Linked DNA regions of Homo sapiens: regions 1, 2 and 4 are each linked to region 3. A link is a loop called in an ENCODE intact Hi-C map of the cell type or tissue named here. Cell type or tissue: heart right ventricle. All regions are shown on one strand. Each heading gives the region's core, and the rest is flanking DNA. Links, peaks and the distances in the headings are about the cores only.

Region 1 (5,737 bases), core at 543-4,542, 110 kb after region 3:
AGGAAGTCATTGATTCATCTCAAGGGCTGTGAGTTACAATGGAAAGCTCCTGGAAATAGCTCTTTGTCAATACCATATGTTCACTAAACCTCAGAGTCACAATGTTTATTACAGAATTTAGGAGTGTTTGGGGAACGCCCTAACTATACATGAGTTTGACCTCATAGGTAAAGTCCTCCTGCATGAGTTCAGTTATAAGGAGTCAGTCTGGCATGGAGGGGGAGGTGGAGTAAAAGCAGCGTGTACTTACTGGGAGAAATCCACAATGTGAGACTGTTCATATAAATGTTAAATGTGTTCAGAAGGTAGGAAAAAGGAAACCCCTTTAGAACAGAAAATAAAGTACAGAAACTTTTTGTTCTCTGCACATTTTTGTGTGCTTCTTGTATATCATATCCTGTGTTACATATGTTTTCTCATTTATCTTCAAAACAACTTTATAAGGTAGAAACTGAGGCTTAGACAAACTAGGTAGGCCGGTCACGGTGGCTCATGCCTGTAAGCCCAACACTTTGGGAGGCCAAGGTGGGTGGATTGCTTGAGTCCAGGAGTTTAAGACCAGCCTGAGCAACATGGCAAGACCCTGTCTCTACAAAAAATTAAAATATTAGCTGGGTGTGGTGGCATATGCCTATAGTACCAGCTACTCAGGAGGCTGAGGTAGGAGGATCGCTTGAGCCCAGGAGTTGGTGGATGCAGTGAGCTATGATCGCACCACTGCGCTTCAGCCTTCAATACCCTGTTTCTAAAAAAAAGAAAAAAAGAAAAACTAACTACTATGTATTTTTCAGATTTTAAACAAATATAGTTTCACATTTTAACATTCTGGAATAGATATGCATTATAAAGTTGTGGCATCTTATAATGTGTTGGGCTTTTTTTCTTTTTATATTTTAATGTGTCTGAATTAAGGATGCATCTGACAATCTTTGGATTTTTAAATTCATAAAATATGGTTACTTGTCCGAGGTCATACAGCTAATATGTAGCAGAACTGGAAACCATAAGATGCTATATGTAGGTTATTTATTTCTTATCCGCCAAGGAAATTCAAGTGCTAAGTGTCAATCTTCTGGGAAAGTCAGCTAAGAAGTGTTTCTTCCTGAGATGACTGATTGGCTCCCATGACAGGCTAAGGAAAATGGTACATTCGTATTATTCTCTGTTTTCAGGACAATTTTAACTAATAGGAGAGAATAAAGAAGATAAAGGCCAAAGGCCCAGGATCACTATTATTAACATCAATAAAGAGAGATTGGTTTTAAGTCTACCAGAGAAGACAAGCAATTAAAGCAAAGTGGTATCACTGGTCGAAGCAGCCAGGGCTACAGTGGAAAGTCGGGTCTAAACATCAACCTTTACGGTGTAGCTTGTCCTGGGCACCGGTACAGTAATTCAGTTTTGCATTGGAGGTTGCAGACCAATAAAATAAAATGTAACTTAGGAGTACTTGATGATAATTCAGTTATTTCTATGTCACCAATCTGTGCTTAGGAATACAATTTACTTTAAGCTTGTTCCAAATTGTATTCTAACTCAATGTTAACATAGGTAATGTCTAATAAATTTTTGTTCAATATAACTTAAAAAAATTAAATCACATGCAGTATTGCAGGCTTTTTCTATCAGATATCAATGATGTTCCTGAACACACCACACTCTCCAATTTCTGACTGCTATTATCTGTAGTTTTATCCTACCTTCCTTGCTTTCTACCTCTTTGTTGGCTTAGAAAACTCCTATTCAACATTCACTTCTCAAAGCTGATATTCTAAGTCTTTCTTGACTTCCTTAGATTTCAAAGCCTCTTCTATGTCCCCTTTACACTTTGTACACACCTCTGTTATAGTAACCAGGCACCTGCACTGAAAATTCTGTATTTCTATTGGGTCCCTATTAGCATAGCATCTGATTCACACATGAGTGAACTTGCTAAAGGAATAAATAAATGAAATATGCCGCCTGTGAAATATTTTCTTACCACAACCTACAGGGCTCTAGATGATCTGCCCCAGGTACCCCACAGACTACATTTACCTATACTCTCTGCCTCACACACTTCTATTGAAACCCACTGCCCACAAGCAGCCAGCCTCAGGGCCTTTGCACTTGCTGTTGCAGCTGTCTGCAGCACTTTTCCCTCAGTTATCTGTCATGGCTCATTTCGTCTTTTGACTTAGATCTCTGCTCAAATGCCATCTTCGCAAACAGGTTTTCCTGACCATATAGTCAAAAACAGCACCTTTATTCTTTAATTCTCTGTTTTAACCTGCTTTTTCTTCTTAGCATTTCTCAATGACCTGCATATTTTGCATTGATTTATTTTTTAAAAAAGTTATCTATCTCCCTCATTGAAATGTAAGCTCAGTGAAGACAGGGATTTTGATCTCCAAATAGTAAACAACTGATCACTTTATTAGTAAAAAAAGAGATGAAATCTATTACTCTCTTTAATGAGACTACTTCCACCTAGTGGTAGAGAACAGAACTGCAGGCATAGTACTTTCAGGGGAAGTCACTTTTTTGGAGCACCTTAAATAAGCATGCACAATTTTAAGTTCTTTACATATACTGTCTAATTCATTGATCACAATAGCTCTGGCATATGGGTACCTTCATCCCCGACTTAAAAAGAGGAAACCGCTATCTTCCTTCCAAATCCTATGCACTTTCTTTTATACCCTGCTGTCTTTGCACCATCTCATTGTTGCAGGACAGAGAGGAGCAGTGTATGGAAAAGAGGAAGGTGAGTAACACTGGTTTGCAAAACTACTCCATCATCTTTAGTCAACAATTCGTTCAGTACTTATTGAGTTTATCTTATATATTTTCTTTGTGAGAGATGAATACAACCATTGGTCTTACATGAATTGAACAAATATGACACTTTTTCCAATGTAGTGGAGATATAGTTTTTCAAAACCCTGTAAGAAAATTTTGAAGTATTTGTTCCATCTTTTTATTCTTTGCACATACTTTTTCATTATTACTCATTTTTGTCGAATAATAAGGTCACTGCAAATGTGAAACTACCACATGTTCCCTGAAATGTGAAAAACAGTGCTTTACTTGCCTCCACCCCCAACCCCTTTCCAAGCTCTATGTTCTATAATGTTTTGATTTAAATAAAGTATTACAGAGAAATATAATCATAAATTGGAAAAAGGAAAAATCATAACTAAGGATAAATCTTAAGAAAGATAATTCAGTCAACGCATCTCTACAGCTTCTCCCTGGAAGAGACCTTCAAATGCATCTATCAAAACAGGGAATCAAGTCTAGAAAAACTGTTCTGGAAGAGCTCTGCTTGAGAAACACACACCAAAAATCACGTTCTCTAGGGAGACTTGGATGTGTTCAATAAGGAGCAAATGATGTTCAAGAGGACAAATGAATTGAGTTATCAAGGAAGTCACAGAGAATTAAGTGGGCCAGACTCCCTTGGGCAAGGCCCAAACTACTACCACAGAATTAATTATATATTTGGATCTGAGGATATTGCTGTAAATCTTGGGTTGTGGTAGTCCCAACCCAGACATCTGTTGACTGGCAGTATCCTGCCTTGAGAAAGTAAGAATTTGTTAGAGCTTGGATTTCCTACCCTGTGAGTAACTCAAAGAACAAAGGCAGCGTAACAAGATGTTGCATCCATAACCGTGGAGTAATCAGAGATTTGGAAAACCTGGACCTTGTGAAAGCTTGGACTACAACTATAAGGAAAGATTAAAAAAAGATCTATAGCTGAGTCTTGGCCTTGGCAAACAATGGTCAAGGCATCATTTAACCCCAAAGACTTCCAAAAATAAAGTAGAAGAAAAAAACCCTTCAGCTTAGTAGATTGTTTAGATTTTGCTATTTAAGCAAGTAGCAGACTAAAATTTTCTCATTCAGCCAGATGTTTAGCCTCGTTAACAAGAACAACACACATCTTGCATGAATTGACCCAGGAAAAGTCAACATGGGTGAGAGAACCCAGCCAAATCACAGCTGATTCATGTACTTTGGCCTCCCCTACCCCCACACACTAACAGAAGATCTCAGAGTTGTGGGTGTCATTGTTGGTCAAGTTAGGTTGTGCTATCACCAATACAAGGGATTCCTGGTAAGCCTGTTATCACATAGATGGAATCAAAGATATGAGGAAGCAGTGTGCATTGTATTGCATTTTTTCTTGCACCTAATTCTCATTAGTTCTGTCTTAGAATTAAAACTCAAATTAAATAAAATGCATTAAATGTTAAATATAACACATTTACAGCATAATGGAATCTTAGTATTCAGTTGATCTAAATTTTCTTCACCCTTCAATACTGTTCTATAGATGCTCACACAGAGTCCAGAGAAGAAAAAATGCCTTGCAGATGTCACAGTTAAGCTTTAATTTCCAAACGAGAAGAGAATTTTGTGTCACCCAAAGTACAATCTGTGCTAACACATTGGATTCAGCTTGTTTTTCAAGCTGTTGGCCTACATCTTGCCTCCTAGCTCCTGGTTAATGCTTTTTTAAAAAGACTATTGGACTTCATTTGCACACCCAATTACTCTGCTCACCTGTTTGTGCTTCCTCCTTCTCCTCTTGGCCACTCCTTTCCACAAATACACACACATTATCAGAAAAAAGTCAAGTCTAGAGTGTAGAAGTATTTGATGGTTGTATTGCACACTACCTGTTCCCTCTTCATCTGTAGGACAACGCTTTTCTCCTGGGAAATTCTTACCTACCCATTTAAAGGCTCTATGGTTTGAACGTTATCTTGATTTTACCTCCAGAGAAGATAACTCAAGCCTAACCAATCATAGCATCCCATTTTCCTGTCTACAGTGAATGGTTCAGGGATGAGAATGTGACCCAATCAGAGCCAACAAGGCAGTTACAAGACTTCTGGGACTATTTTGAGAAAATTATTCTCTCTTTACTGCTGAGCTTACAGCTATGAGGATGTAATCTTGGAACTGTTGGATGGTCATTTTACTTCTTCAATGGATAAAACCACTGAAAATAAAACCAGTACATAGCAAAGCGAGAGTCGAGTAATAGAGCAAAAACCCCGATCTGATGATATCGGGACACCTCGATCCATCTGAGCTTGAAACTCTTAGACATTTCAGATAGATGAGTGAAAAAAAATCATGCTTTAGTTTAAGTCAGTCAAGTCCATTATTCCGATATTTGCAATTGCACGATTCCTGATGGATATAGCAGTGTAGGGTTTACTTAATGACTAGGCTCCCTATAAGGGATTCAGTTGCTGGCTTAGGTAGCTTTTATTTTAAAAAAATTTTTGTGTGTGCACAGTAGGTGCATATATTTGTGGGGTACATGAGATATTTTGATACAGGCATGCAATGTGAAATAAGCACAACAAGGAGAATGGGGTATCCATCCCCTCAAGCATTTATCCTTTGATTTACAAACAACCCAATTATATTCTTTAAGTTACTTTAAAATATACAACTAAGTTATTATTGACTAAAGTCACCCTATTGTGCTTCCAAATAGTAGGTCTTATTCATTCATTCTATTTTTTGTACCCATTAACCATCCTCATCTACCCCTCAACCTCCCATTACCCTTCCCAGCCTCTGGTAATCATCATTTTACTTTCTATGTCCACGAAACTAGAAGGGTACTACTACTAAAAATCAATTGATTTGAATTTTAGATCCCACAAATAAGTGAGAACATGTGATGTTTCTCTTTCTGTGTCTGGCTTATTTCACTTAACATAGTAAAATG
Region 2 (5,737 bases), core at 876-4,875, 1.3 Mb after region 3:
AGTTGATGCCTTACCATTTCTTATTCTGTGATTAGCCTTTATATGCAGTGCTCCTTTTCCCACTGGGCTTTTTTTTCTCTAAGGTTTTTGTCCTTGGTCTTAGGAATGTTCAAGTTTTTTTTTCTTCTATTTTATATATTTGCCTTTAACTTTGTTTATGTGTATTTTACTATACAAATGTTTAAATTTTAAGTGTAGTAATATTTTTACTTTTTTTTTTTTTTTTTTCCTGCAGATGGAGTTTCGCTCTTGTTGCCCAGGCTGGAGTGCAATGGTGCGATCTCGGGTCACTGTAACCTCCACCTCCCGAGTTCAAGCAATTCTCCTGCCTCAGCCTCCCAAGTAGCTGGAATTACAGGCATGTGCCACCATGGCTGGCTAAGTTTTTTGTATTTAGTAGAGATGCGGTTTCACCATTTTAGTCAGGCTGGTCGCAAACTCCTGACCTCAGGTGATCCACCCCCATCGGCCTCCCAAAGTGCTGGGATTACAGGCGTGCACCACCGTGTCCAGCCTATTTTTACTTTTTATGGCTTCTGATTTCGTGTTTTAGAAAAACCTTTGTTTTGCAAGATTATAAAAAAATTCTAATTTTTTATTCTCATAACTTTAGAGTTTTAAATATATACACATTCATAATCTACTTGGGATGGCTCTTATGTCAATGTGAGAAAACAATCTAATTTAATTTTGACCTCTTTCCCTCCTTCATGTATCCAAATGAATAAAACCCCTTTTCCCCCACAGAGTGCATGAAGCACTATTATTACTACAGCAGTTTGGGAAATACTCTCCAAGCCTCCAGTAATTCATATTTGGGGCTCTGATCCATGAATATTCTTCATAAATGGCCATGTATCCATGAAAATAGTTCAGGTTTTTCATTCAGTTTTCTACAAATGTCTATTAAAACTCTGGGAAACATACATTTTAAAAACCAAAATCCATGGTTCAAACATACAATTATTCTATAACTGTCTCCACAAACTTGCCTCCCAGTGAAGACTATGGAAACTCCTCTTCCCCACCTAAATAGCCTTTAAATCTTGAGAGGTTTCTTTTCATTTAAGTTCACTTAAACAGAAACTTATTTAATCTCCACAGAAGTATTAATACTTTAAGTCAGGGTTTATTATACATTAAATAACTGAATAGAAGAAGGCTTTCATGTTCCCAGCAATAATTAGCAGAGTCAGTCTTTAACCACAAGCTATCTACCTGCTCCCCCATCTCTCTACCTGTCTGTGCTTATTTCACTGACCACACAGCTTGCATATCTGTAAAAATGTAGGTTCTTTGTGTTGATTGGTTCTGTGATTCTTAACTTTTGTCCAAGGTGAATGCAAATACTTTCAATCAATGTAATCAATGTTTACAGTCCATATTAACTAGTTTGGATTAGCAAGAATGATCATATATAACAATTGGAAATAAGAAACATTATATGTATGTATCATTTATATAGTCATAGATAAATATTCAGTTCCAACCACAGGTCCACAAGTTCCATGAAACTGCATATGTAAATTTCTTTCTGAATAACTTTTTAGTAACTGTAAAATTTTCCATTCCAGTATGCACAAAAATTGATTTATTTGAGTAGAGTTAGAGAAAAAGGAAACTAGTTGTGGTTAATAGGGAAGGAAGATAAAGCAAACGTCAAAAATAAAACTTTTACAAAAGCTTTGCCAAAGCTGAAGGAAGATGAGAAAAATAAATTTAGTTCTTAGACGAGTTCTCTGTGACTAGTTTTTGTGAGAAGAGAAATAATTGAACCAAATCAAAGGAAATAATAGAGGGAGCCTTGCAGGGCTGAAGTTAGGACTCACTGAGAACTTGAGGGACAAGAGTGAATTACTCTCCAGTCATAAAACAAAAAGCTGCTGAGGATAAGGCAAACAAACATGCCTCATATCTTCATCAGTAAGTGTTTATCTTCAATAAGTACAAAAAGTTATATGGACCTTTTTCAAATTGTAGGGAAATCATAAAAAGCTTCTAATGCATCAAGATATAATAGTTGGAAATGTATAGTACTCCACCCACTATTCTTTGTAAAAGATATTTAAAATTGTTGACCTTTTCTTACTTTATATATATTTTTATGTATTACTAAGCTGTTTTATTATTTTGCTGTTGGGAAGATTGATTTATTTACAAAGGTTTTCCGTAGGTTAACCATACATATTGTCTCTCTTAATCCTATTTTCCCCAGAAGACTTTAAATTCTTTAATGTCAAATTGTCTTGCCATGGTGGCTGTCAGAAATCTGACCCCTAGAGTTGGGGGGAGCCTCTTTCGAATCTAGTTCCAAGTGGTATCTTACGAGGGAATAGAGAAAAATGAGACTGGAAAAATAGGCTGGAGCAAGTCCATGTGCCAATTGTATCTTCTTACCCTTTAACATATAATTAGACCTGGCAGGCATATGGCAAATGCTTTTTCTGTGTACTTTATGCACACAATACTCAAAACCATTTCCAAATTTCTGGTCCCTCCTTTCTGGCCCACCAGTGGTCCGTGTTCTGTGAGTGTCCTGTGTAATTCTGACCCCTAGTGGCTGAGGAGGCTAGACCTAAGACACATTTCAATCAACATTTTTCGTAAGATGTCATGCACTAAACTGCTAACCTATTTAATTTTCTTTTTAATTTTTGCATCTAAATCTGACTTGAAGTCAGCTCCATCCCCCCACTGTTTCCTGATTCAGTGTACCTCTTAATCTATCTATCATGCAATAGACAACCATGAAATCCAAAGCTGCTTTTATTCCTGGTTGATAGGAATGGGATGTAAGGTTTAATGAGAGGGAGAATGGTATAGGTCTTATACCCAATCAAAAGGTCATCCTCCTTTATAGGAGACTGAAAATAAAAACTACACTATGAAACCAAAAGTCCAACTTGTGTCAGATATATTTCCCAAGATTTTCCAATTTGAGCTCAGGGAAAACTATTATTTTCACTGGATCAATTCATGGTAATTACACTTTGTATCTAGAAACCTTCTGTCAAAATCCAAATATTTCACAGGGTTGCATTAATATCTAATACCAAGTAAGTACCTAATAACACTAATAACACCTTAAGATAGTTGATGGAGTAGATTAAAATGATTAAGCCAGAGACTGGAAAAAAATGCACATAGACTGGGTCATTTTGAAAGCAGGATACTGACAATGGTATAATCTGGACTATGAAGTAAAATAGCATGCCTAACACTAAGATGTCATTGTGGATGGTAACTGTATGTTCACACACAGAAAAATGTGTATTGCCTTCCATCTTTACAGGCTTTTGTGGTGAGGAAAGCAGGGATTGTCACCCCATTTTGCGGTTACATAAAATAAGGCACAGATAGGCTATTCATCTTATCTAAAGTTACAGTGCTAGTTTATGGAAGAGTTTAAAATTAAGTGCATGTTTTTTTATCATAAAAGGAACTTTTTTTTTTTATTCACACTAGACATATGGGAGGACCACTTCTGCGAGGTCCTTTGGTAAGTCACCTTATTCTAAGAGGACATACGGCAGTTGAGAGAGTAGGAAAAGGGGCAGAAGACAGAACAGTAAAATGAGGAAGCATGACATGAATTTAATTATGTCATCATTTTTCTAATAGAGAGCCAACTAGATCACACAGAACTAAAAAGCAAATGTGGCATTTTCTGGGAGAACTGAGACTGTGAGTGTTACCAGTTAATAAAATAGGGTTCAGGAGTGGAATTTGAGTCTCTGGTTGGACTTTATCATTATCAATATATTTTTGAGTCCTTCATTATTTTAGGCACTGTGATAGATAATAAAATTATGATAAAATTGATAATAATATTTTATTGAGCACTTAGTATCTGTTTCAAATAATTTATGCCATGTAACCTCATGGTAAACCTGGGAGGTATGTATTATTATTAAATTCTTTAATGTCAAATTTTCCTGCCACAGACAATTTGGCATTAAAGAACTTAATTAAAGACATTAATTTACATTTTTACTTATGGAAAGTTAATCTTTAAGTTTCTTTCCATAAGTAAAAAGACTGAGGCTTGTAAATGTCAACTAAGTTGTCCAAAGTCTTAACCTTATACACAGCAATCACTCTAACCTCCATATCCCTTGGGCTTAACTGTAAAGACAAATGCATGAATAAGACAGGCAACTCCTGCCTCCTTCTAGGAGCTTTTAGGGCACACACATGAAGTACAAACTTGTCCAAGTACCCTTGCAAAATATTCAGAAATAAAGTAAATGCAAGATAAAAATAAAGACCCAGAGTAAAGTTAGCTTGAATTTCAATGTGTAATAAAATTAGACCATTAACAATCAAATTATATAAAAGGAGCTATTTCATGTCAAGTAAATCACTAAGTCAAATTATTTTTGGTTAGTTTTTTAAAGGAACGGGTGCAGAGAGACTATTTAAGAGTTTTTTTTTAAATCATCCATATGAGATATGTGGAGGATTTCCTTATCCTGTGACTTTCTCACTCAGATGTATGCTTGCATGGAAAAGTCACTGGGGCAGGAAATTATCTGCCTATGACTACTCTAGTGGGTGGGGCATGGAAAGAGATTTTCATCATGATCCCTTTATGTAAAAGGAGAAGGAGGAGCAATTGAGGACCATTTAAAGAAAAGAAGAAGGAAATTTTAAAAATAAAACAAGAAGAGAAGAATCTACTGTGATTATTTTTCATTAGTTTAAGTGACTGGATATGGGGACTATTAAACAAACAAACAAAATAGAATGTAAATTAATCAGCTATTTCTAACTCATGCTGATTGAATATTAAACTTTCACTCAGGGTTCTATCAAGGCTTCAGCATCTGAGAGTGAAATCATATAGGATTTTCTATCCTTGAGCAGGACACAGCACCAGTTTGACATCCTGGTCTTCATGAAAGTTCCTGGTTTCTTTATGCTTTTTAATTTGGCAATATTAACTGTTTTCTAAATTAGGTGTATCTTACCTCTAATAAGATTAGAGCGTTAGGAAACTCTTGGATGCCATTTACAGATTTATAATAATGTAACCCCTCAATGGAGTGGTTCCTAAGCAGTTCTGAAAGTCAAAGATGCAATCAAAATTAGATATTTAAATTAATTTAACATCTTGAACTTCATATTCATGATTCATGTTGAATATGTTTCTTAATTACTTGGAGCCTTCATCTCCTCATTTGTTAACTAGAATGAGTTGCTTCAGCAGGGTCTTTGTGAAGAATAAATGAAATACACATGTGAAAAATACATAGTGACCCAATACTAGTAAACTGGTGTCTATTATGTGTGCTTCCTTTCATCTACTTTGCAGGATCCTAAGCTATGAAGTACTGTTGGCCTCATGCTGAAAATCTGCTGACTGATACTGGTTATTTGTGTTTGTCTGTTTGTTGCTATTGCATACAGGCTTTTTTATAATTTTATTGACATCCACGTTGCTACTGGTTTTTCATTTCCCCACATTTCTTATTTGTGTATATGTCCATTCAGTCTTTCTTTTCTGTTTGATTAGCCACTTCTAATCTTCTGAAGGTCAGAGAAACAAGTCATAACCTTGTTAGAACTGCTTTTGAAATAATGAGTCCTAAACTTTAAAAGGAGGTTTGCGTGCATCTGTGGACTTTAGTGGGTGGGCTCTGGGGCACCTATTTTGGTCACCAATGATTTTAGCTAATTTTTTTTTTTTCTTTTGAGACAGAGTCTCGCTCTGCCACCCAGGCTGGAGTGTGGTGGC
Region 3 (5,737 bases), core at 1,025-5,024:
TAACCTGACCTCAAAAATGACCTCTTTGCACATAACCTGACCTCATGAGAGATTCCCCCACTTTTCAGTCTGCCCTATGGACAAAGCCTATACCGGCTTTCATGCATTTTTGACAAATAGCCTCAATTTTCTTCCAGCTGTTTCATGTGTAAATGCTGTTTAGTGTGTGAATCAGTTTCCTGAAGGCAAATAATCCTTCTCAGTTGATTGTCATAATAGCTCATACAACTTTCTACATTCGAAGAGACATGATGTGGACATGAGAGAAATAAAGTTCGACCCTGTCCCCAAAGCCATCCCTTCTGACTTGCCCTGAGGATACCTGAAATTTCTACTAGCAGTCATTAAGAAATTTTTGATCTGGATATGTATTTCAAAATATGATATTGATTGAGAGAGATAACATAATTGTGAACTAATATATCCTATCAGTTATTCACCAAAGATTTATAGTGTGCATTTACTGCCTATGAAGCACACTGCTAGGGAGACTTAGAATTAGAGACTGCCCTTGCTTTCCAGGGTGTGGTAACCATCAGTCATTCTCATAAATATCTGTTTCTCCTTACTTGTGGGAGTGACATGGTGATGTGGGAGGGTTACATTTTCTGCCTCCTTGTTTGGGGGGCAGGGCATAGAATTAATTCTGGCTGAGGAGTTGTGGCAAGCTATGGGTTTAATACTTTGAAATACGGGGTTGCTTGACGCTGTAGCAGAACCTTGCCTATTTTGACTGATATAAGTAGCATACCCTTTTAAGACAGAAAAAAGAGATGGCCATACATGGTTGTAACATACAGAAGTTGTAAGGGAGATACAGCAAAATTCTTATGGAGAGAGATTTCCACAATGAGTAGAATATCTGTGAGGGCCCAATGGAAGTAGTAGCAACTGGGCTGAGCCCAGTTTAGAGAAAAAGAGTAACTCAGAAAAGAATACTCCAGAAACAGTTTAAGCCAAGGTCTAGAGGGAGATAAAGTTAATATTCACAGAGTGTCATAGTGAGTAATTCAGACTGAATCACAATTATTCTAATAATAACAAGCTGCCATTTACTGCCTGTGCTCACCATGTGCCTGGTTATGTGCTAAGTGGTTTACACAAATCATCAACATCATCTTCACAACAGCCCTGGGAGGTAGATACTATCAGCATCTCAATTCTACAGTTGAGGAAACTGAGTCTTTTGGAGGTTAATCAACAGTTTGAGGTCCCACAGCCAGTTGGCACTACTGCAGAGGCTCAAATTCCGGCCTGGCCCCAAAGTCTATGCTCTCAACCATGATGTTCTTCTAATTCTGAAAGCAGGGAACTTAGCAGCTGTTGAGTGGAGGAGGAGTCTGCGCTATGTGTTAGCAGGACTCAGTTAATCTGCTAATGCTGGTCTGCCCACAGCCATGGGGCAGGAAGCAAATCTTTTCGGGATGGTACCCAGCCAGGTAGCCATAGTGGAGAACAGAGAGAATCCAGGTACAGAGGGAATGCTTGGGTCCATTAGGGGGCGCCGTGTGCCTTCAGACTACAAGCTTATGGCTGGCTTTGGTTTTGCAAGACCCTCCTGCGGTCTTTGAGTTCTAGAAGATACTGCAGAAATCAGAGTTCCAGCTCCCAAAAAGCCACAAAAACTGAGTTCTTGTACTGGCCTGGCCTTCCCTATCTATGGGTTTTAGAAATGAAATTTCCATGAGACATTTGACCCTTCAGTTTGGGTTTTAAAGCCAGCCAGAAGTAGATTCCAGGTGCAATTTTTGAACCAACTCCAGCTAGACAGATGTAGCTTCTCATCTGGGACTCCTCACTTACCCCAGAATAACTCACCACCATCACTTTCACCTCCATAACTTGGCTTATGCTCTTCTCTCTGCTGATTTGAATCATCCTTGTTCGTCAAACATAGCCCTCGTCTCTGAACCCCACAGCATCTCTTATTTCTGGCCCAAACAACCTTCAAATAGACCCTAAGCTCCTGTGGGCAGTCATTGTGTTTTCTGCTTCACCCACACCCACAGTCCTTAACCCTACCCTGGGGACATGGTGGGGGCTCAGTGAAAGCTTCAGCTGCTTCAAGCCCACTTTATTTCCATCTTTTCTGATGCTATCAACTGACTTAGGTTCTTTCTCTTACTTTTCTATATAACCCCTGGAATACCCTAACATCTGTATTGCCTCATCTGATCCCCTATTCTTTCAAACCGTGTACTTTGAAGGTTTTCAAGTCAGTCCTAATCAATGTCAGTCCAATTTAAATAATACAATAATAATTTTATAGCTGAGACATCTTGAGCAAGTCACTTACACCTCAGTTCTTTCATTTGCAGAATAGGAAGATAGTGGTGGCAACCATGTACTATAATGGGAGAATTAATGAGATATAAAATATTCAGCACCTGACATATATTGAATATTATACGGGTCTTACTAATCTCCTACTCTCCCTCTATTGTGTTTTCAATCCTCTCTAGAAACAACCTGGTTTCTCCTCACTTACTAAATCCATCTCCTCTCTCCTCTGCTCAGTTCTACTTTCTGCTGATTTGAATCCCGTGTCTCAGACCCTGGGAAGAAGGGCTGAGATGTGTTTCTTAGGAAGATTTTGACCCAGAGGGAAACACCTTGCTGTGGAGCTTGCAGCAGCCCAACTCCCTTAGTGTGGGGTCCTGTGATTCCTGCACACTCGAAAGCGTTATCAACCTGCAGGGAATTTGGTAGTGCTAATCAAACATTTGCTGCACGCCACCTGGAAGTGGTGTGTACTTTAAGATAATGTCTGGCTTCGGATTGGATGCTGGTGATTAGAGCAGTAAATCAGCCCCACTTCGCGGTTGCAGGTTTTCTTGGCCCACTTAGTGCATTGGAGCAGATTTCAGTGTGCAGATGTTTTTCAGCTTCCCTTTTCATCTCTGAGGAGGACAATTACAATATCCTGATGTTCTCCCGACATCCAACTATCCCATTTTGTTTCTGCGTTTTAGCTCATCGATGATAAAAGGCAGGAGAAGCTTAAAAGCTCCCTGTTCATCTTTACTTGAAGGTGCCATCATGCTGGAAAGCTGTGTATGGTTTGCAGCTGAGTGGGACCTTGGTTAAGGTCTCACTGAAGTCATAGAGGAACTTTCACATAATTGACAGCAATTGGCTATTTGGATTTACACTCACTTCCCATCTCCCCACAACAATCACACATACACATACCCTCCTGGGTCCTCAGTTTTTTTGTGGCTTTCCACTTGCAACATGAGATGCAAGACAGGTCACCACTGTGGGGGCAATGCGAGGGCAGCCCCTGGACAGCTGGGGGTTGTCGGGGGGAGAGGCACTGAATACCTTTTGGTTGGGGGCGGGGGTAGTTGGCTACATACCATCCAGCAGAGGGCAGCAGTGCCTAACATTAGATCATAAATCCCTTCCTTTACTCAGATTCAGGCTAAGGCAGGTTGGGGGTGACTCAGGGGTGTCCCCTGCAGCCCTAAGAAATTGAGAAATATTTCCCTTATGAGGTGGGTGGGCTTATTCCTACTGAGAAACAAAGAAAATCTTAGAGCCAGGAAGCTCTTTAGGGAGCAAAGTTCTGACCTTTTCATTTTACAGCAAGAGAATTTGTTCATGGATTCCCAGACTGGTCCAGGGAGGGTGCTTTCCACAATGCCATGCTGCTATTCACTTTGAAGGTGAAATCACCAACTGCGGGAGGTGAGCCCAGTTCATAGTAACCAGAGGAGAGGGTCTGTGTGGCCCCCTCACTTGTTCTCACTCCTCCTTTTAATGCAGTGGGTTAGGTCCTAGTGGTTTAAGAGAAAGCACAAAGACTTCTAGTCCTAGCTCTCTCATTTTCACACATATGCCATTTACCTCCAATCTCTATTTTCCTGTGTAGTGCCTATGCTAGCATGTCTTGCATCTAAAAGCAACTCTTTTCCCCTCTGCCCAACCCAGGGACCTTCCTTGACTCTCTAAACTTGTTCATTTTCTGGGGATTTATCCTTGATATTGGTCTTTCTCTTCAAATCCATCCTGAAAATGAATTTCAGATTAACCTCACTCATCCTTCTCACCTCACATCACTGTCAGGGGCTTCTTGGGGGTGCAGGGAAGAGAAAGGAGGGAACCAATGCATTCAGAAGTGGAGGAAATAAAGAAGCCCAGGCAAGCAGAGCCCAGGGCAGCCATGCAAGGTTATTTTTCAGATTGCTCTCCTAGCACATGCCACTGGGATGGTGGTTTAGAAACTGACACATGGAACAACTTGGGGCAAGATTAAGCCTGGGTGGCAGGTCTAATTGGATCCAGAGCATCATGAGGATATGAACACCTGGAGGCCTGTGAGGGGAACCCCAGGAGACAAGGGAGAAGTAGAGAAGGGAAGGGAGGGGAGAGCCTAACACATGTAAATATTGCCTACATGAAAATGTTGAGGGCTATCAGAAAACCTGTAGACAAGACTTTGTACTGGTGAGTGGTTGCTCTGGGTAATCTCTAAGACCATCTAAACAGCCTCTGGGATTCTATGGGCTGAGTGGGTTACTCTGGATAATCTCTAAGACCATCTAAACTCAGCCTTTGGGATTCTATGAGCTTGGTGGAATTCTGAAATGCCTTAGGCTGAAGGAGATTCCATAGGGTCACTAAGTTTCCCACCTGGAGCTGAGCTGTTTTAGTATACAGTAGGCCAGTTGCTTCCATTTTCTGCGCATCACTGAATAGAATCTCCCTGGTGCTTCTGGGAGCTGAATGGGATTATGGGAAAAGCACTGTATTTGAATCAGGAGACCTAGGTCTTGGTCCTGCTTTTCTCGCTAACCCATTCTGTGATCTTGGGAAAGTCATTTTTCTTCTCTGGTTTTTAGTTTGCTTTTCTGTCAAATATAACAGTTGAAATACCTCAGGGCAGGCAAATGTGCAGCACAAATGAAGCCAAGCAGTCTGTTCCCATAGCACATATTGCTGTTAGATGGCAACATTCTTTCCCACTGAACAACACTTAGAATCCTTCTCAACACTGCATTGGAGACAACCAATATCAACCAAATAGAGCTTTTCTTCGAGATTAAAACTACTTACTATTGTTGGACTAGATAATTTTAAACTTGACTTGCAGTTCTAAAGTAAACTCTTCCTCTCCCATATACTGCCCATGAATGGCATGGTCATAGAAAAAAGGGATATCTACAGCTGTTTTCAAAAGAGCTACGTGAAGTAAAAAAGAGACATCTGAAGACATTGGTGTCAATTAGAAGTATTTAGCAAGTGCCTACCAAGTGTCTAGAAGTTTTCTAAGTTCTTTATAGAGAGATTCAGCCTAAGATACAGCTATTTCAGGGACTAATAACAATAGCCTTAAACTCACTTTGATTCATAAGGGCATAGAATTCTTTTCTATAATTCAGGATAGGAAATCCCTTATTCTCCAGGTAACAAAAGTGGGGTGGAGAAAGTTAAGTACTACAGAAGAGTCAGAGAGACATAACCTGGTGGCTAAATGTATTGCAGACCAAGTCATGGAGACTAATGCTAACATACAGGCCTATTTTGCATGAAGTCTTCCCCTATATTTTCAAACAGAATAAAATCCCATTGTCCTTGACCCCCATTATACTGCTCAATAGATTCTGCCATGTACTAACTTTCTGTAAAAGTCTAAGCTCTGTGAAACTAGAGCTTATATTAAGTTCCTCCCTATATGTATTCCCAACATCTAGCACAAGTATTTGTATGGTAAACACACCTGATAGCAATAACT
Region 4 (5,737 bases), core at 937-4,936, 1.6 Mb after region 3:
TAGGGATTCTAGCCCTGGCTCTGCCACAAATTAGGTCTAAGATCTTGGTAAATCATTAGATTTCACATTCCTTAGTTAGAAAATCAGAACTATAATAATTCATCAGTGTACTTAGATAAAATAAATAGAAAACAATGTCTTGAAACAATTCAGTGCTATAAACTGCTAGATAGTAATTTAGTTATATTTAGTGCACAAGTAAAGTCTTCTGCTTCTCCGTGTCTACAGTTGAATAGGATATTTCAGATAAAAGTATATCCTGGAATGATATTGTCATGTGGAACATCACAGATATAAATAAGAACTATAAATTTTCTTTAATTTTGTCTGATTTGATGTATTTAAAATAGGACCATACAAACTTTGCAGGCAGTTTTATGACTTGTGGATCCATTTTTTTAATAGACACTAGGCTCTGAAATCAAGCTAGATGTAAGTGAAATTAAGTCAAACCAGCCCTAGGAATACTGCTGAAGAATTCCAGAGAATTTTATCCCAAAATATGGCACCCTGGTATGCTAATTATTTTAAATTACAGGCTCTTGAAAGTCAGCAGATTTTGGAAAAGGCTCTTCTCTGCTATTCCCTTATCTACCTTAAGACTGGACCCACCAAAGAGAACAAAATTACCTTCCCTCTCCTTCCTGATATTTCATTATCTATCATGGAAAAGAAGACTAAAGAATGAAACCACATCTGGATGAAGTTTTTCACAAGATAATGTCTGCCTCTTGGGATCATTTAAATTCCATAACCATATAATTTTGATCTCCAAGTTCATTCATTCTCCCTCATAATCATCTACCACCCCCTCAAAAGGATTGTCTAAATTTTCCATCTCCTCCACCATGAATAAGGGTATATATGCATCTGTAGTCCATTGAGTTAATAGGTAATCTTGTAATTCCCCCATGCTGTGCAGATTAAATAAATCTGTATGCCTCTTCTCTAATTAATTTGTCTATTGTCAGTTCATTTTCAGGGACTCTTCAGAGGGCAGAGGGAATCTTTCCCTTGGCCCATACACTGCCATTATAAGGGGACACTTTTTTTGTAGATATAGATTCATACATTTTATGATGTGTTTCTGCGTTTGGTGGATATGTTGAATTTCTACGCATTCGGCCAGATCATGACTGTGATGTTTAAAGAATACTGCTCAAAATATCAGGACACTGACATTAAAATTCTGACCTTCGCTTTTACTAGTTTCTCAATCTTTGTTTAAGCAAATTAATTATTTATTTATATTTTCATTTCCCATCAACAAGGCAAAGTAATTAGTTCCTTATATTTTCATTTACCCATCAACAATTATAATAAAGACAGCTATTTTTTTTTTTCTACAAAGCTATTGCAAGAAAAAGAGAGAGAGACAGAGACTAGTAAATATGCTTTGGAACATACAAGTTCTTACCCAGATGTTAGCCATCAGTGTTACTATTTTTTAAATTCTAGGCTCAGGAGTAGTTATCCTTTTGCTCCATATGCTTTCATCTGGTTTCCTGTGAGAACAGTGGACTACAAGAACCAGATGATTAGCTGACGATTGAGAGCATCTCCAGAAGAAATCAAAGATGGCTGGTGTAAAGGGGCCAATCCCATTATTGCTACATGACTATAGTTCCTAAAAAGACTGAGAGTTATATGTATCAAGTTAATTTGATACATACAACTTCTTTGGGAAGTCAGCATGTTACTTTGTCTTGCATGGACTTCTTTGTAGTCTTTTTTGTACCTCAGAAACAGTGCCTAGCTGAGACTATGGTTTGTCTAATAATAGCAGCCAAATTTAAAGACTTTATACATCCGAGTGAAACACTGAATCAATTTGATAAGCGACAATTTCTTCTGAAACTAACAAATGCCAAAACTATGAATAGGTACAAGTTTTAAACTAGAAAGTGTGCCATTGATTCTGCTTCTCTGATGCAGAATATACTACATATATTTAATTATCTAAATTCCTGAACAGCATTTGGGATAGAAATTTAGAAGCTTGTGTGATATAGTTCCAGCAATTATATCCAGAAATAAATATCCGGGTGAGTTAAATTAATGTCTTTGTGCATGTACACATGCATACACAGACACAGACACACAGATTTACACATGGCTATGTCTATAGACAGCAAGCTCACATTTATTTATACTTAAATATTTGAATATACCTTATACAATTTTATCTTTCTATCATCAAATTATATTTTTCTCCTTGCAAACCCTGGTATCCTAAAAGATTTGTATTTCTACAATGACATATTTACAAAGATGGAAAGATAATCCAAAGTAATCCGTAATCTCTCATTCCTTGCCCTCCTTCTGCCAGTTTAGCTAAGGAACATAAACAAGAACAGTGACCCAAGAGCCAAAGGGAGATTCTGCCATCACCATCATTTCTTTGTATCCTGCATGCTAACTGTGTTCTTTCTGTGGTTTGATAATTTGGGATCTCAGATTTAGGGATGAAAATTATTACAACTGCATTAAGGCTTGGCTCCCACTTTTCACTGTCTTTTTACTTTCATGGTCATTTAAAAGACATGCCTAGAGTTTGATAAAGCATTGACGACTCTCAATAAGAATAATGTGCACAAATGGATCCAGGCTTCCCAATAAATCTGAATCCAGGCTGAGCGGTTGTCTGAGCATTTCCCCCAGATTTGCTGCAGAATACTGCCATCAAGTGTGGAGTTACAATGGCAGTTTCTAGAGGTAGTTTCAGTGTAGATATGGTAGTGCATGGGTTTTCCAGAGCTCTGATACTTAGATATGATTTCTTTTTCAATTTTTTGACAAGTTCTCAGTAGACACCAAATGCCTTTTAAAATGTTTCAGAGAATCTTGCCTTGATACAGCCCTTTTAACCTTTATAGCAAAGGAGAAATATGTCACATGAAGAACAGGAAAGACCTGTAGACTATGACTCTGCTGTTTATTCAGGCTTTGAAGCAGGGAATGAACAGACATGGATGGCCACCTACTGCCTTTTATGAGTGCCCCAAATTATTCTGCTCAATTTTGTATTATGAGGAAACCTCTACTTAGCTTCTCAACTAAACATGGATTAATTAAAAAATAAATGCACAATCAAACAAAAACTTTCTTTGTTATTTTTAAGCAAGTAATTTGTGTATATAAATGAACCCAAATTATTTACCAAAATGTCCTGAGTAGATTGCCTGGCACAGAGTAAACACTTAAAATCTATATATTGAATGAATGTAAAATTAGGTAATAAAACTCAGTGTGTCATTCAAAATGCATCAAAGTATTCCTCCAGCACAGCACCTTTCCAACCATACATTTTGTACTCCCCTGACCAAATAAAGTTTCTACTCCAACTAATATTGAAAAATCAACAAAAAATTATGTTTTCTTATATCACTGACTTTTTAAAATGTCATTTCTTTTATATACTATATTCTACAGCCCTAACTTTACCAGTAAATATCCTTGGAAATATGCCTCAGAATTCTTTTTTTTTTTTTTTTTTTTTGAGACGGAGTCTCGCTCTGTCGCCCAGGCTGGAGTGCAGTGGCGCGATCTCGGCTCACTACAAGCTCCGCCTCCCGGGTTCACGCCATTCTCCTGCCTCAGCCTCCCGCGTAGCTGGGACTACAGGCGCCCGCCACCACGCCCAGCTAATTTTTTTGTGTTTTTTAGTAGAGACGGGGTTTCACTGTGTTAGCCAGGATGGTCTCGATCTCCTGACCTCGTGATCCGCCCGCCTCGGCCTCCCAAAGTGCTGGGATTACAGGCGTGAGCCACCGCGCCCGGCCTATGCCTCAGAATTCTAATCACTTTTTTATGTCTAATTCAATTGTGTTGGTACTGAGTCTGAATTAATCCTCCTCATCTCTGATCACCTTTAGCACTGAGTCTCAATCTCACATCTGAAATAATTTCTCATCTTTATAAATATCAATGAATATACTTCTAAAGTTAATAAGCTATTTGAGACAGGGTTTGTATTTCTTATTTGAATTGGTCAAGTCCAATTGGCTATCCTGGAGAAGTGATGGCAGTCTGTAACCCTAGTGTGATGGTTAATATTGAGTGTCAACTTGATTGGATTGAAGAATGCAAAATATTGTTCCTGGGTGTGTCTGTGAGGGTGCTGCCAAAGGAGATTTCCATCTGAGTCAGTGGACTGGGAGGGGCAGGTTCACCCTCAGTCTGTGTGGGCACTGTCTAATCAGCTGCCAGTGCAGCTAGAATAAAGCAGGCAGAAGAAGTTGGAAAGAGCAGACTTGCTGAGTCTTCTGGCCTTCATCTTTCTCCTGTGCAGGATGCTTCCTGCCCTCAAACTTCAGACTCCAAGTTCTCCAGCTTTTGGTTTCTTGGACTTACACCAGTGATTTGCCAGGGACTCTCGGGCCTACTACCACAGACTGAAGGCTGCACTGTTGGCTTCCCTACTTTTGAAGTTTGGGGGCTGGCTTCCTAGTTCCTCAGCTTGTGGATGACCTACTGTGGGACTTCACCTCGTGATAGGTGAGTCAATTCTCCTAATAAACTTAAGTCAACTCTCCCTGTCATTTATACTTATATCCTATTAGTTCTATCCCTTTTGAGAACCCTAATACACCTAGACATGTACAGCCCCATCCAATTCACCCAGTGTACTCCACCTCTCTTTCAATGGCACAAAACTTTCAAATTCCACCAATTTTTAGCAAGATATCTTAGACTCCTAGAAGTCTGTGGTGATATGACAAAAGGGAGGTGACTGAAATCTGCACAAGATCTTCTTTTGAACCAAGACCAAGCACCCTCACTTTTATGTTATAGTCATTAATCCATTCAATCTTATAGAAATGTCACTTTTATAAAGTCTTCTATATGTCTGTAAGCAGGGCATACATAAACAAGTCGTTTGCCCTACAAAGCGCTTAGTTAAATGACATAGACATTTTAATTTTGTTAAGAAGAAAACTCACGGGAAATAAGTCAGTGGAAAATGAGAGCAACTAGGGTATATGTCACGTGATATAAAATATTTTAAAATAAAAATATAGACTTTGAGCTCAGAGAAGGCACTTGCCATGAGGCAAATTAGAACATTAGTTAATATACCATGTGTCTAGTATTATCTAATGATGGCACATGTTCAAAAAGTTGGAAGTTTGCAAAATTCAATTAAATTTCAGTCTGGCATTGTAAGCACTTTATATAAAAGGAACAAAAAGTCTTATCCCTATTTCCAACAGACAATAGTATTACATATATTCAGATGATAGCATAGAGCCATAATGACAGGCCCTATGCTCAGTATTTCACATACACTACAGTCCAGTAATAAATATTTATGTGATTTAATGTCTTTGTGTGCACACACATGCATATAAAGACACAGGCACACAGATTTACACATGGTTGTGTCTATAGACAGCAAGCTCACATTTTTTTATACTTAAATATTTACTTATACCTTAGACAATTTTATCTTTCTATCACCAAATTATTTTGATAGGTAGGTAAAATTATTCACATACTATAAAGGAGGTCAAATAGTTTTAGCTACTTAACACATTAAATGTTAGAATAGCCATGATTCGAACTTAGGCCTATGTGATTCTACTCCGTAAACTTTAAAGATTTTATATAATAATATAAAGAATCACTAAAGTCATTCAGTATAAGTTGAGTTGTTTGGTTTGCTGTTAGGGTGATAATTATTAAATAGTTTCTATTGATTTGGGCACAGAATTTGCTAATCATGGTTTCTTCTTTT

Evidence for each region. Peaks named below come from ENCODE experiments on the same cell type or tissue, not always from the same donor. Only the 100,000 strongest peaks of a DNase experiment are listed, where the experiment ranks them.
Region 1: a loop joins it to region 3, with 9 times the contacts of the local background. A loop is called at or near these places in 37 of 110 quality-filtered maps.
Region 2: it touches region 3 in a loop (2.8-fold over the local background); 19 of 110 quality-filtered maps call a loop at or near these places.
Region 4: a loop joins it to region 3, with 4 times the contacts of the local background. A loop is called at or near these places in 6 of 110 quality-filtered maps.

Annotation. Positions count from the first base shown.
Region 1 is chr18:45,272,446-45,278,182 of GRCh38, reverse strand. It overlaps a transcript of SLC14A2 not described here. Among named protein-coding and RNA genes, the nearest start is that of SLC14A2-AS1, 230 kb to the left of the region's middle. In heart right ventricle, for the core only: a CTCF peak has its summit at 2,468 (motif pointing left); no DNase peak of the experiment used is centred there.
Region 2 is chr18:44,127,363-44,133,099 of GRCh38, reverse strand. No RefSeq gene overlaps it. Among named protein-coding and RNA genes, the nearest start is that of LINC01478, 400 kb to the left of the region's middle. In heart right ventricle, for the core only: a CTCF peak has its summit at 2,555 (motif pointing left); no DNase peak of the experiment used is centred there.
Region 3 is chr18:45,382,230-45,387,966 of GRCh38, reverse strand. The region is part of intron 8 of SLC14A2-AS1 (SLC14A2 antisense RNA 1); the gene reads left to right. It also overlaps a transcript of SLC14A2 not described here. Among named protein-coding and RNA genes, the nearest start is that of SLC14A2-AS1, 120 kb to the left of the region's middle. RefSeq lists a silencer at 3,413-3,462. In heart right ventricle, for the core only: CTCF peaks have their summits at 1,500 (motif pointing right), 3,173 and 3,375 (motif pointing right); DNase peaks (open chromatin) are centred at 1,462 and 3,356; H3K27ac peaks cover 1,606 bases; H3K27me3 peaks cover 390 bases.
Region 4 is chr18:43,786,342-43,792,078 of GRCh38, reverse strand. No RefSeq gene overlaps it. Among named protein-coding and RNA genes, the nearest start is that of SYT4, 510 kb to the right of the region's middle. In heart right ventricle, for the core only: a CTCF peak has its summit at 2,695; no DNase peak of the experiment used is centred there.